2 separate regions of the Mus musculus genome follow, and region 1 is linked to region 2. A link is a loop called in an ENCODE intact Hi-C map of the cell type or tissue named here. Cell type or tissue: gastrocnemius. All regions are shown on one strand. Links, peaks and the distances in the headings refer to the core of each region. The heading gives the core; the rest is flanking DNA. Region 1 holds the start of Eif2s3x (eukaryotic translation initiation factor 2, subunit 3, structural gene X-linked). Region 2 holds the start of Las1l (LAS1-like (S. cerevisiae)).

Region 1 (5,382 bases), core at 61-5,060, 1.7 Mb before region 2:
CCTGCTTTCCACACATTATAAATCTTCTCAGGCCCGGCGGTGGTGGTGCACGCCTTCAATCTCAGCACTTGGGAGGCAGAGGCAGGCGGATTTCTGAGTTCAAGGCCAGCCTGGTCTACAGAGTGAGGTCCAGGACAGCCAGAGAAACCCTGTCTCGAAAAAAACCAAGCTTCTCAGACCAGTTTTAGTAGAGTATATACTTGGGAGTAAGAAGCAGGATTTGAGGCCAGCCTGGACAATGCGGAGAGATGCAATAAAATTTAAAAGAGTAGTCCCAGCTCCTGGGGAGCAGAGGCAGTCTAAGAACTCACTTCAACTCTGAGTTTAAGCTTAGCTTGGTCTACAAAGTGAGTTCCTGGACAGCCAGGGCTATGTAGACAGACCTTATCTCAAACAAAAATTAAATATGTTTAAATGTTCACTTGAAATGTTGTTATCCTGACTGAAAAATTATTCATTTACATACTCTTCTACTAGTTCAAAACAACAACAAAACCCCTAAAATCACCCCCGAAACAAAACAAAAACACCAAAGATGTCAAGCACACAGCCATCATACTGTCATATTAGACAAACTCTGATACAACACACTCATAACCCTTGTATTCAGAAGTCTGAGGAGAAGGATTGCCTTGACTTAAAAGTCAGCCCAGACTTCATAGTGAATGCCAAGCTAGGCAGTCTCCCTAGAATAGCTAGCCGGAACACATAGCAAGCCTGTCTCACTTCCTCCCCAAATCCAACATCAAAAACCCAACCATACCCTATTCATACTCAAGCAATACCAATTCATACCTCAACAGTTCTAGGCGCCAATTAAGGGGGAGGAAAGAAGTGGACTTAATTATAGCTTATATATCAAATAAAACTGCCATAAACTATCCCGTATGGCAGCAAAGTGCATTTGTACCTCATAATTCACTACTCTATGATTACATACTACCTTGGACTATGAAACTTTTCTTTCATACATATCTCAAAAAAAAAAAAGTAGCAATATTTTGTTAGTAAGGGTACCACAGCATTCTTTTGACACACTGACCTACTCAGGACAATTTCCAAATAAATGTCCACATTACTCAATGAATTACATAAAAGAAAGGGTTAAAATTACTTGTAAGTCAAGTAAGTCTTCAAGCTATCTTACCAATATTAATTGTAGCTTGTCTGCTGATAACTTCATGTGAAAGTGGTGTCAACTTGGTAACATCCTGAAAAGAAATATATTGTAAAATATAATCAATACAAACCACAAGTTTTCCCTTGACTTTATATTCCTCGGGTACAACTGTATGCTCCGTATGAACAGCTCTCTTCTCCTGCTAAAGCCCCCCCCCCCCCCCCCCCCCCCGCCGGCAACATGCTGTTAAGACTGGGAAGACTATAATGACTATAGTGTCATTGTCACACTAAGACAAGTCCACTCACTAAGAGAGGTCTGGCGATGAAAGGCCACCAAATACTGGAGTCATAACAAGTCCTCAAATGTCTAACACAGTGAACAGTATAGTCCAATTTCCAATCCTTTACAGACTTAAACCTTAACAACTTTTTAACAGTCTCGTTAGTCTCATACTGGCCTCCAACCAGATATAGAGCCAAAAATGTCCTTTATCTTCTAATCTTCCTATTTTCATCTCCTAAGTGCTAGGATTACAGGCGTGCGCCTCTCCGGATGGAACTCAGGGCTGCGTGGATGCTAAGCATACACTCTACGCTATATTAATCATCTCCATTCTGTTTATTAACAAAGCTTAACTCCAGGAATTCCAAGTCTCACAATCGTTCCCCAGTTTGGGGACTAGACAAGGTACTGGCGGTAGAGCTGGCACGCACGCCTTGGACGCTAAGGCTTTAGCTGGCCCAGCTCTAGGATGGCTCCTTCAGCCCACGCTCCAGCCACCCAGGAACCACCTCATCTCCAGGCCCTCCGATGCTCCATTCCCACCCCCCAAGATCACTGGGCTGCTCCCGCCGCAAAGCCAGGGCCTACCAATGTGGCGAGATCCTGTCGGGAAAGATGGGGCTGACCGAGAGTCACTCCACCCTCACCCCCAGCCATCTTGCTCGGAGAGAAAAGGAAAATGCTCGGCAGCCGCCTGACATACCGTAGGCCCCTTGGGCGGAGCGAAGGGGAAGCGGCGGGAAGGCGGACTGCGGCATAGACCTGATGAAAATGATGGCGAATGCAGCACTGACCTGACTGCTCGGACTTCTCTCTGTTTGAATTTGCGCAGGAACGCCGGGCGACCTGACTCGAAAACAGGATACAAAGTTTCAGAACGTATCCGTCTCGGTCCTGTTGGATTTCTGTGCAGGCAAGACTCAGGGCAGCCCCAGGAAAGGCCCCTCGAGGGGAAGGTTATCGATGTGACACTGCGCAGCTCAGAACGGAGAAATCATTTCCGTTTCCTTTTGGAGGCGGGGGCTGGGAGCTGGCCGAAAAGACTTGCCGGCGTCTTTACATTTGGGTGTAAATCAGAAATGTCTCTTTTGTTTGATTCCATTGATTTATTTGTTTTCCCCATTTCTATAATCTACTAAAGCGATAGAGCTATATCAGCTCGGCGTTCTCTTCCGCCTTGCCGGAGCTCTGGACCGCACCGCGTGCTAGGCTGGCCACGCTCGACCGGAGCGGTCCCCAGCGAGCTCGCACAGAGCGCCCTCGCGCGGAGATCTGGGGAAGGGTTCGAGGATGAGATGATGGAGGAAGAGTCCAGTCCTCTCCGACCTCGCCCCCGCCCCTCACCTCCCCTACCCCTTGATCGCTAGAGAAATTTCTAAGGCCAGTGAGATGGTGTATGGTGACATTAGTCTGTATCCGCGTGAATGTAGCCTGGAAGCCGGGTGTCCACAGACTTTTTTTTTTCTGAAGCTGAATCTTGGAAACCCTCCATTAGACATCTTATTTTTCCTCTTGTGTTAAAAATAAGTGATGTTTAATGTGAGTGCTGGCTCCTACGTAATCTCCGCACTCAAGAGGCAGAAACACGAACTGGCTAACCTGGGCTGTGTATAAGGACGCTGTCTTAAAATTAAGGCTAAGGACATAGTTCTTAAGTAGTGGCAGGGTGCTGGAGAGATGGCTCAGAGGCTAAGAGCACTGACTGACTGCCTTTCCAGAGGTCCTGAGTTCAATTCCCAGCAACCACATGGTGACTCACAACCATCTGTAATGAGATAGAGTGCCCTCTTCTGGTGTGTCTGAAGACGGTGACAGCATATTCACATACATATGATAAATAATCTTAAAAAAAATAATGGTAGAAACCAAAATGCTAAAATGTAGTGTATTCTAATCTAGTAAAGGTATTTTATTTGACTTTACCTTTTTTTTTTTTTTTTTTTTTTTTTTTGGTTTTTCGAGACAGGGTTTCTCTGTATAGCCCTGGCTGTCCTGGAACTCACTCTGTAGACCAGGCTGGCCTCGAACTCAGAAATCCACCTGCCTCTGCCTCCCAAGTGCTGGGACTAAAGGCGTGCGCCACCACGCCTGGCTTTAACTTTACCTTTTGTTGTTTGAGACAGGGTCTCACTATACAGGACTTGTCTCTCAAGTGCTGGGGTTAAAGGTGTGAGCCACCATAGCTTCCCTCTTTAACCTTATACCTTTACCTTTTGATTTTATCTTATATTCAGTTTTTTTCATTTTACATTCTAAATAGCTATAGCAGTCAATTAAGGTATTTTTTCATAAAAATATGTAATGTTTGGCCAGGTAGTGGTGGCATATACCTTTAATCCCAGCACTAGGGAGGAGGAGGCAGGCAGATATCTGAGTTCGAGGCCAGCCTGGTCTACATTGGGATAACCAGGACTACACACAGAAACCCTGTCTTCAAAACCAAAAAAAATAAAAAAGTCTTTTGCTGTGTGTGCTGGGGTCCTCGTAATCTCAGCACTAAAAGCACTCAGGAGGCCCAGGCAGGAACTCAGAAAGACTGGGATACACTTCAGTCAATAGAGCATTTGTGAGGCCCTAGAGTCAATCCTTAATACCAAAGAAAGAAAGAAGAAAAAGAAAGTGGCAAGTCAGGCATAATAGCCAGCCAGGGCTATGCATAGAGAAAATTGCATAGAAAAAAAATGAAGTCCCAAAAAATCTTGATGAAGAAAATGATAATGGAGTTTTGTGCAGTGATGGTTATTCTTCCTTTGTGAATATACTAAAACCTAGGTAATTAGGAATTTTAACAGACTGAATCTCTAGATATGTGATTCATAGGACAATAAACTTTTAAATTCATTTATACCAAATGGAACATGAGGTGTTTTATCATCGTAGACTCTTTGGTAGTAGAAATATCGCAGTGAGGCTGGAAAGATGGCTGAGTGGGTAAAAGTGCGTGCCACCAAGCAAGGCCAGGTACCACAAGTTGTCTTCTGATCTCCAAATGTATGCAGCTACACATACATTCACATCCCCTGGAATTAGAGTTACAATTGTGTGAGGCATCACACGGGTTCTCTAAACCTAGCAGTAAGTGTCTTAACCATGGAAGTATCACTCCAGCCCAATGAGCGCAGTTTTAATTTACATCCTCTAATGACTGGTGTGTCTGTGTGTGCTTATGCTGGGGTGGTACTGTGGTAGTAGTGTGGTGTGATGGTACTGGTGATCTGAGCCATATCAGGCCCTCATGCATATTAAGCAAACACTGTCCCACTAAGCTATATACATGCCCAGCCTGAGTATCTTTACATGGATGCATTAGCCATTTTTATTTGAGTTTGAGTAGGGTAAGGGCTGAGAGAGGCTGGTCTCAAACCTTCTGTGTAGATAAGGCTGGCCTTGAACTGATTCTCCTGATTTCACCTTCCAAGTACCGGAATTATACTCATAATTCTTTTTTTTTAAGTTTTTCAAAATAGGGTTTCTCTGTATAGCACTGTCTTGGAACTCACTTTGTAGATCAGGCTGACCTAAAACTCACAGAGATCCTCCTGCCTCTGCCTCCAGAGTGTCAGGATTAAAGGCAATTGTTACTATCACCCAGCTCATAATTCTATCACCCAGCTCATAATTCTTTTTTAAAAAAGAATTTTAAAAGAATTATGATTTTATGTGTATGAATGTGTTGCTTGCATGTCTGTCAGTGAACCATGTGTGGGTAATTGAAGTGGAAACTTCTGGTTTCTTTGGAAAGTCAGTCATGTCAAAGAATGTTTTGCTGAAGCAGACACAGGTGAAAGGATGTTTTGCAAACACATGAAAGGACACATGATGAAGGATTCTTCAATAACTACACACATGTATTGGTCTGCCTTACATTGCCTAGCTGAGCTCCATTTGTCATGACTCCATAGAGAGAAACACCAAGAAACTTCTGGTGGTGTTCTGGTTGCTTCTTGTCTCTTCTGAAGACTCAGGCTGATTGGCAG
Region 2 (5,353 bases), core at 1-5,000:
AGAGACATAAGTGGCATAGTCCAAAAAACTGTTTTACTCAAAATTCCTTATGAAGTACCTTTCTACTGACTTCCCCATTCTTATGCTTGGTGTCAGCCAGAGCAGGGATAGTCCCTACCCACCCCAACATTTACTAAGGGAAACAACACAGACAAATAAGACACTTCTGGTCTTGGCAAATTTGGTCTAGAATAATCATGACATATGTAGAACACAATATGCTGTAGATGTCAGAATAAATGACTACATGAAATAATATGGGGAACACAGATAAGTGACAGAAACAGAGGACAAAGGGAGAGACATCCAAACAGATTGAACAAGGCTTTGTCACATGAGAAAACTCAGTAGTAGCCCTCCCCCCAACATGTATGAAATATTCTGAATTTCATACCTCCTACACATTCTAGAAGGGAAGGAAGAACAGAAGAGAAAAAACTTTCTGGAAAAGGGAAAGAGGGTTGTGTGGACAAGACATACCTGTGAACAAGACATAGTCATGGCCACGTTAAAAAAACAAAAACAAAAACAAAACTCAGAGGTTGATTCACCCACAAAGGCCCATCCGTGGCTTTTTGTTTCAGGTAGTACCCGAATCCATGTTTACCAGTTCCCAAAGCCAACACCCCAGTCTTACCCTGTGCAGGTCTTACCTGACCAATGCCATGCCATAGAGCAGTCTAAGTTCATCAGTGCCCAAGGTACCGGCTGCATCGATGAGCTTGCATCTTACCAGGTCAGCAGTAGAAGCCACTGCCAGGGGCAGTTCGTTGCCTAACCTAAAGGGCCACAGCACCATCATAAAAATCAGTACATTGTTCTATCCTCTACCAGAGAAGCTTGGTCGTTGTACTATACACCCCCCACCCCCCCCCTACATACTGAAAAGTGCACGGAGATACAAAACCCTGTGGAAAAGACGGGGTCAAGTCCCCGGGATCCAACAATAATAAAGGAATTGAGAAGCTGGCTGGGGTGAACAGGACATCAACAGTTGTGTGGACACAGTCCGTTTTCTCCCCGCTCAAATTATTTAGGTATGGGAACCCCAAATCTCTATATCCCGCCCCCATCAAACGAACTGAGCCTTCTCAATCCTGAATCTAACCTAAACGGTGACAGTCCAATCCCTAACTGGAACCAGAAAGCCACCCTAACATATCAACCTACTCTTTTAGTCCCGGGCTCAGGTTCCCTCTATTTTGGACATAAAACTTAAACCTCACAGACACAAAAATATTATTGGAACGTACGCCCTGTTTTCCTTCGACGAGTACAGGAGCATGGCTGCAACTTTTCCCCAGGCACTTAGGAGAGAGGCACCATAAGGCAATTTCAGGGAAGGCTATAGAAGATGTGGCCGTAGGGGAATTCGACCAAGGAAGGAGTGAGGCACCACCAGCGCCCAGGCAGGAGGGTTGACCCGGCCGCCTTACCTGCTCCTCCATACTGTAATTCGGTTCAGCGCATACTGCTGCAACTTGTGATCATCGCAGAACAGATAAACCGTCACTTGCTCCCACTCAGCCCTGCTGAGCCAAGAGACGACGATACCCCTGGCACTCGGCGACTCAGGCTGGTTCTCTTTGAAGGACTGCCCGTCCCACGCACGCCACACGCGATCCATGCCCTGGGAGCCAAGAGCAGGTCTCCGCCCGGATTCCCAACCTCAACTGAAGTGCGCAGCATGCTGCGCTACACACTGCCCTTGCTCCAAACGGCACACCATTAGCCAATTGGAGAATATGACCCCGACGTCAGCCCGCCTCTCAACGTGACTGTAGCCAATAGGAACGTGGGACACAGGTCTGACGTGCGGAATTCTGGCACCGCTCGCTGCCGGAAGCGTTCATTCACAAAGCCGCCTACCCAGAAACACAGTCCTTTCAGCTTCTAGGTTCCCATAATTTCCTGTCTTGTTGAGCGTCGTCTGTCCCAGCGTGTATGGACTTTAAGGAGAAAAACAAAAACAAAACAAAACAAAGCTTTGCGCCCCTTGGCGGTCTACGGAAGAATTGCTCTCGATTACAGTACTTAGGGTGCTTTCAAGGTTCTTTTTTTTTTTTTTTTTTTTTTGGTTTTTGGCTTTAAGATTTGGTAGAACAAAATCGGCTTTCTTGACAAGTACTGAGTAAATTAATAGCAGCATGTTAGGAGGAAGGAAAGAGAACAGTGTGAGAAGGGTCAGAACCAGTAAAAGATGATAATAGGGGCAGGAAGTTAATATGAGCAAAGTACATGCGTGAAAATGTCATAACGGAACCCACTATCTTATATGTTAAATAGCGGTAAGAGCACTGACTGCTCTTCCGAAGGTCCTGAGTCCAAATCCCAGCAACCACATGGTGGCTCACAACCATCTGTAATGGGATCTGATGTCCTCTTCTGGGGCGTCTGAAGACAGCTACAGTGTACTTATTTATAATAATAGTAAATAAATCTTTGGGCCGAACTGAGCAGGGACTGAGAGAGCAGGGCTGACCTGGGGGAGCAGGGACTGAGCTCGCGGAGTTGATTGGAGCAAGCGAGGTCTAGAGGAGCAAGCAGGTTGACTGGAGCGAGCACAGGTCCTAAATTCAATTCCGAACAATCAGATGAAGGCTCACAACTATATGTACAGCTACAGTGTGTACTCATATACATAAAATAAATAAATAAATAAATAAATAAATAAATAAATAAATCTTTTTTAAAATAAAAGCATTACTAAGAAATATGTAAGCTGATAGATGCCCGTTGCACAGTGATTTAAGGCCTGAATGACTGGAATTAGAATTATCTTGAGAGTATAGAATCAGGGTTCTAGTCTTACCTTTCCTTTGCCACTATCAATGTGACCTTGGACAAGTCTCTGCCCCTTTCCTGAGGTTATTAGTCTAGACTCCAGTTATCTACCACATCCCTGTGCAAATGCTTTCAGTTAATACTCTTTCCCTTGCTTTCATATGACTCCCCATAACACTCATGAATGACTTTCATGTTTATCTCCCACTACAAAGCCATCTATTGTGTTGTTCTTTAAGTATTCTCCCTATGACGATAGCCTAAATAAAATAATTCTTCTAGTTGACCTGTGCATTTTGTCATTTTACTGAAGTTGGTTTTGTCTTTATTAATTTACCAGTGAGGACACTGAAGCTCAGCCCTGTGGCCTCGTATGGGACTGCTAAGAAAGGAGGTAAATGAGCCAGAGGTGGTTCCATTGTTCAAATGGCAGAAGACTGGAGTGCAGATCACCTGTTAACTCCAGTGCCACAGACACCAAACACCAATGGCTTCATCTGGCACCTGGATTCATATAACATACCCCAACACAAATACATATAATTAAAAACTCTAAAGAATTAAGAAAACATGTTTTCTTAAGTTATGTGTAACTCTAAGGCTAGTCTCAGTTTAAAATTCTCAGATACGGAGCTGTGTTCTCCCTGTTTACACTACTTAAGACCATGAGAACTATAAAAACAAGAGACCCCAGTGTTTAATACACTATCCCCAACAGTTATCCCCACTATGTTTCATATTTATCAGATGGTTCCTAAACAAAGGCATTACTGTGGTGTTTCTTGGATTTTCTTTTTGATATCAAGGTTTAGTTTATGTGTCTGAGTGTTTGTTTGCATATATATCTGGGTACCAAGTGTGTGCTGGTGCCCACGGCTGTTCCTGCCTCTCTTAATCTCTGCCTCTGCCTGTGCATTTCTTTTTTGTTTTGGTTTGGTTTTGTCTTTGTTTTTTTTTCTTTTTTTCAAAAACAATTTTTATTAGATATTTTCTTCATTTACATTTCAAATGCAATCCCGAAAGTTCCCTATACCCTCCCCACGCCCTGCCTGTGCATTTTGAACTCTCTCCTTATAGCACTGCCTCCCCACCCCTGCAGCTTCCCCTCTGCCTCTTTGCCTCCACCTCCTCTCCACCCTGTCTCTCTGCCTTTTCACCCCTGCCTCTCTAAGTCTCCCCTCTGCCGCTTTGCTTCTCCCTCTGCCAGTGCTTGCCTGCCTCTACTGTTTCTCTGCCCCTCGGGCTCTACCTCTTCCACTTCACCCCTCTGAACCTCTGCCTGTCACTCAGCCTGTACATTTCTGCCTCTGCCTCTCTGCATCCATGCTCCTTCGCTCCTCTGCCTCCATATCTCTGCCTCTCCCTGTACTACTCTGTGTCTCCCACTCTGCCTCTTCCTGTCTACAAATGCTTTTGCTGCTCTGCCTCTGCCCCTCGACCTCTTTGCCTTCTCCAATCACCTCTTCCCCTCTCCTCTGACTTTTTGCCTCATTACCTGACTCTGCCTTCCTGCTTCTACTGACCTGGACCAGGAAGTTGTTCTTGAGTAAAGGTCTCTGAGGGGAAGGAGCAGGAAATAAAGGTAAGAGAAAATTTGGGATCAGGAGGTCTTGCTCAAGCCAGTTTCCTAAGCCACACAACTTCATACTTACTGTTGGCAGGAGAGAGGGATAGTCAAGGTCCCCAGAAAGCTAAACGATACAATGATGACAAAGAGAACACGGCATGCCCAGATCCCAGAAACTGCAACTCTGACTCCTTTGAGGCCCTGCCCCCAGGCCCAGAAAGGACCCTGCCAAGTAGGCCCCTTGTCTTTTCATCAGGACCTGAGAGAGCCATGGATGGGCCTGGCTCCCAGCAGGTTTCCTTATTTTTTTTAAGCTAGATGAGCTCTTAGTGTTTCATTGTCTAAGAGACCCTTGACACCCCTTAAATTAACAAATCCCTCCTAATATTATTTTTCTTTTTTAAAAAAATGATTTATTTATGTGAGTACACTGTTGTTCTCTTCAGACACATTAGAGGAGGACATCTGATGCCATTATAGATGGTTGTGAGCCACCATATGGTTGCTGGAAAGTGAACTCAAGACCTCTGGAAGAGCAGTCGGTGCTCTTAACCACTGAGCCATCTCTCCAACCCCGCCTCCTAATATTTTCAAAGAAATCACTAACACAAGTAATCAGTATACACGTGCACGTACACACACACACACACACACACACACACACCACATAGCATGTCTGGGTGTGTGTTGGAGCTTGCTCCACCTGCTAATTTATGTATGTATGTGTGAAATGTTTGGAGTCTGCTTGTTGGACCCTTGCTCTAACCATTCCATGTGTGAATGTGTATATATCTGTGTATACGCACACACACACACACACAATTGCTGGATGGAAGGAGCAATGCACCAACCCATCAACCCACCATATACGTAAATCTTACACATACACATAGTTGATGAGTGTTTCAACCCTCATACTTTATTCTTTCTTCCATAGCTTATACATCCCAACAAAATCTTTCAAGCAATATACAATTACAATGTGCTGAGGTTTTAGTTTTC

The links. Peaks named below come from ENCODE experiments on the same cell type or tissue, not always from the same donor. Only the 100,000 strongest peaks of a DNase experiment are listed, where the experiment ranks them.
Region 1: it touches region 2 in a loop (13-fold over the local background); 3 of 42 quality-filtered maps call a loop at or near these places.

Annotation. Positions count from the first base shown.
Region 1 is chrX:94,210,572-94,215,953 of GRCm38, forward strand. It overlaps Eif2s3x (eukaryotic translation initiation factor 2, subunit 3, structural gene X-linked), which reads right to left and starts at 2,080. Exons shown (of 12, transcript NM_012010.3): 1 at 1,994-2,080; 2 at 1,148-1,211. The coding sequence starts at 2,062. In gastrocnemius, for the core only: a CTCF peak has its summit at 2,663; DNase peaks (open chromatin) are centred at 2,125, 2,389, 2,660 and 3,083; H3K4me3 peaks cover 2,542 bases; H3K27ac peaks cover 1,783 bases.
Region 2 is chrX:95,955,222-95,960,574 of GRCm38, forward strand. Las1l (LAS1-like (S. cerevisiae)) reads right to left here and starts at 1,753. Exons shown (of 13, transcript NM_152822.3): 1 at 1,437-1,753; 2 at 654-779. The coding sequence starts at 1,627. In gastrocnemius, for the core only: a CTCF peak has its summit at 2,013; DNase peaks (open chromatin) are centred at 1,782 and 2,478; H3K4me3 peaks cover 2,364 bases; H3K27ac peaks cover 1,748 bases.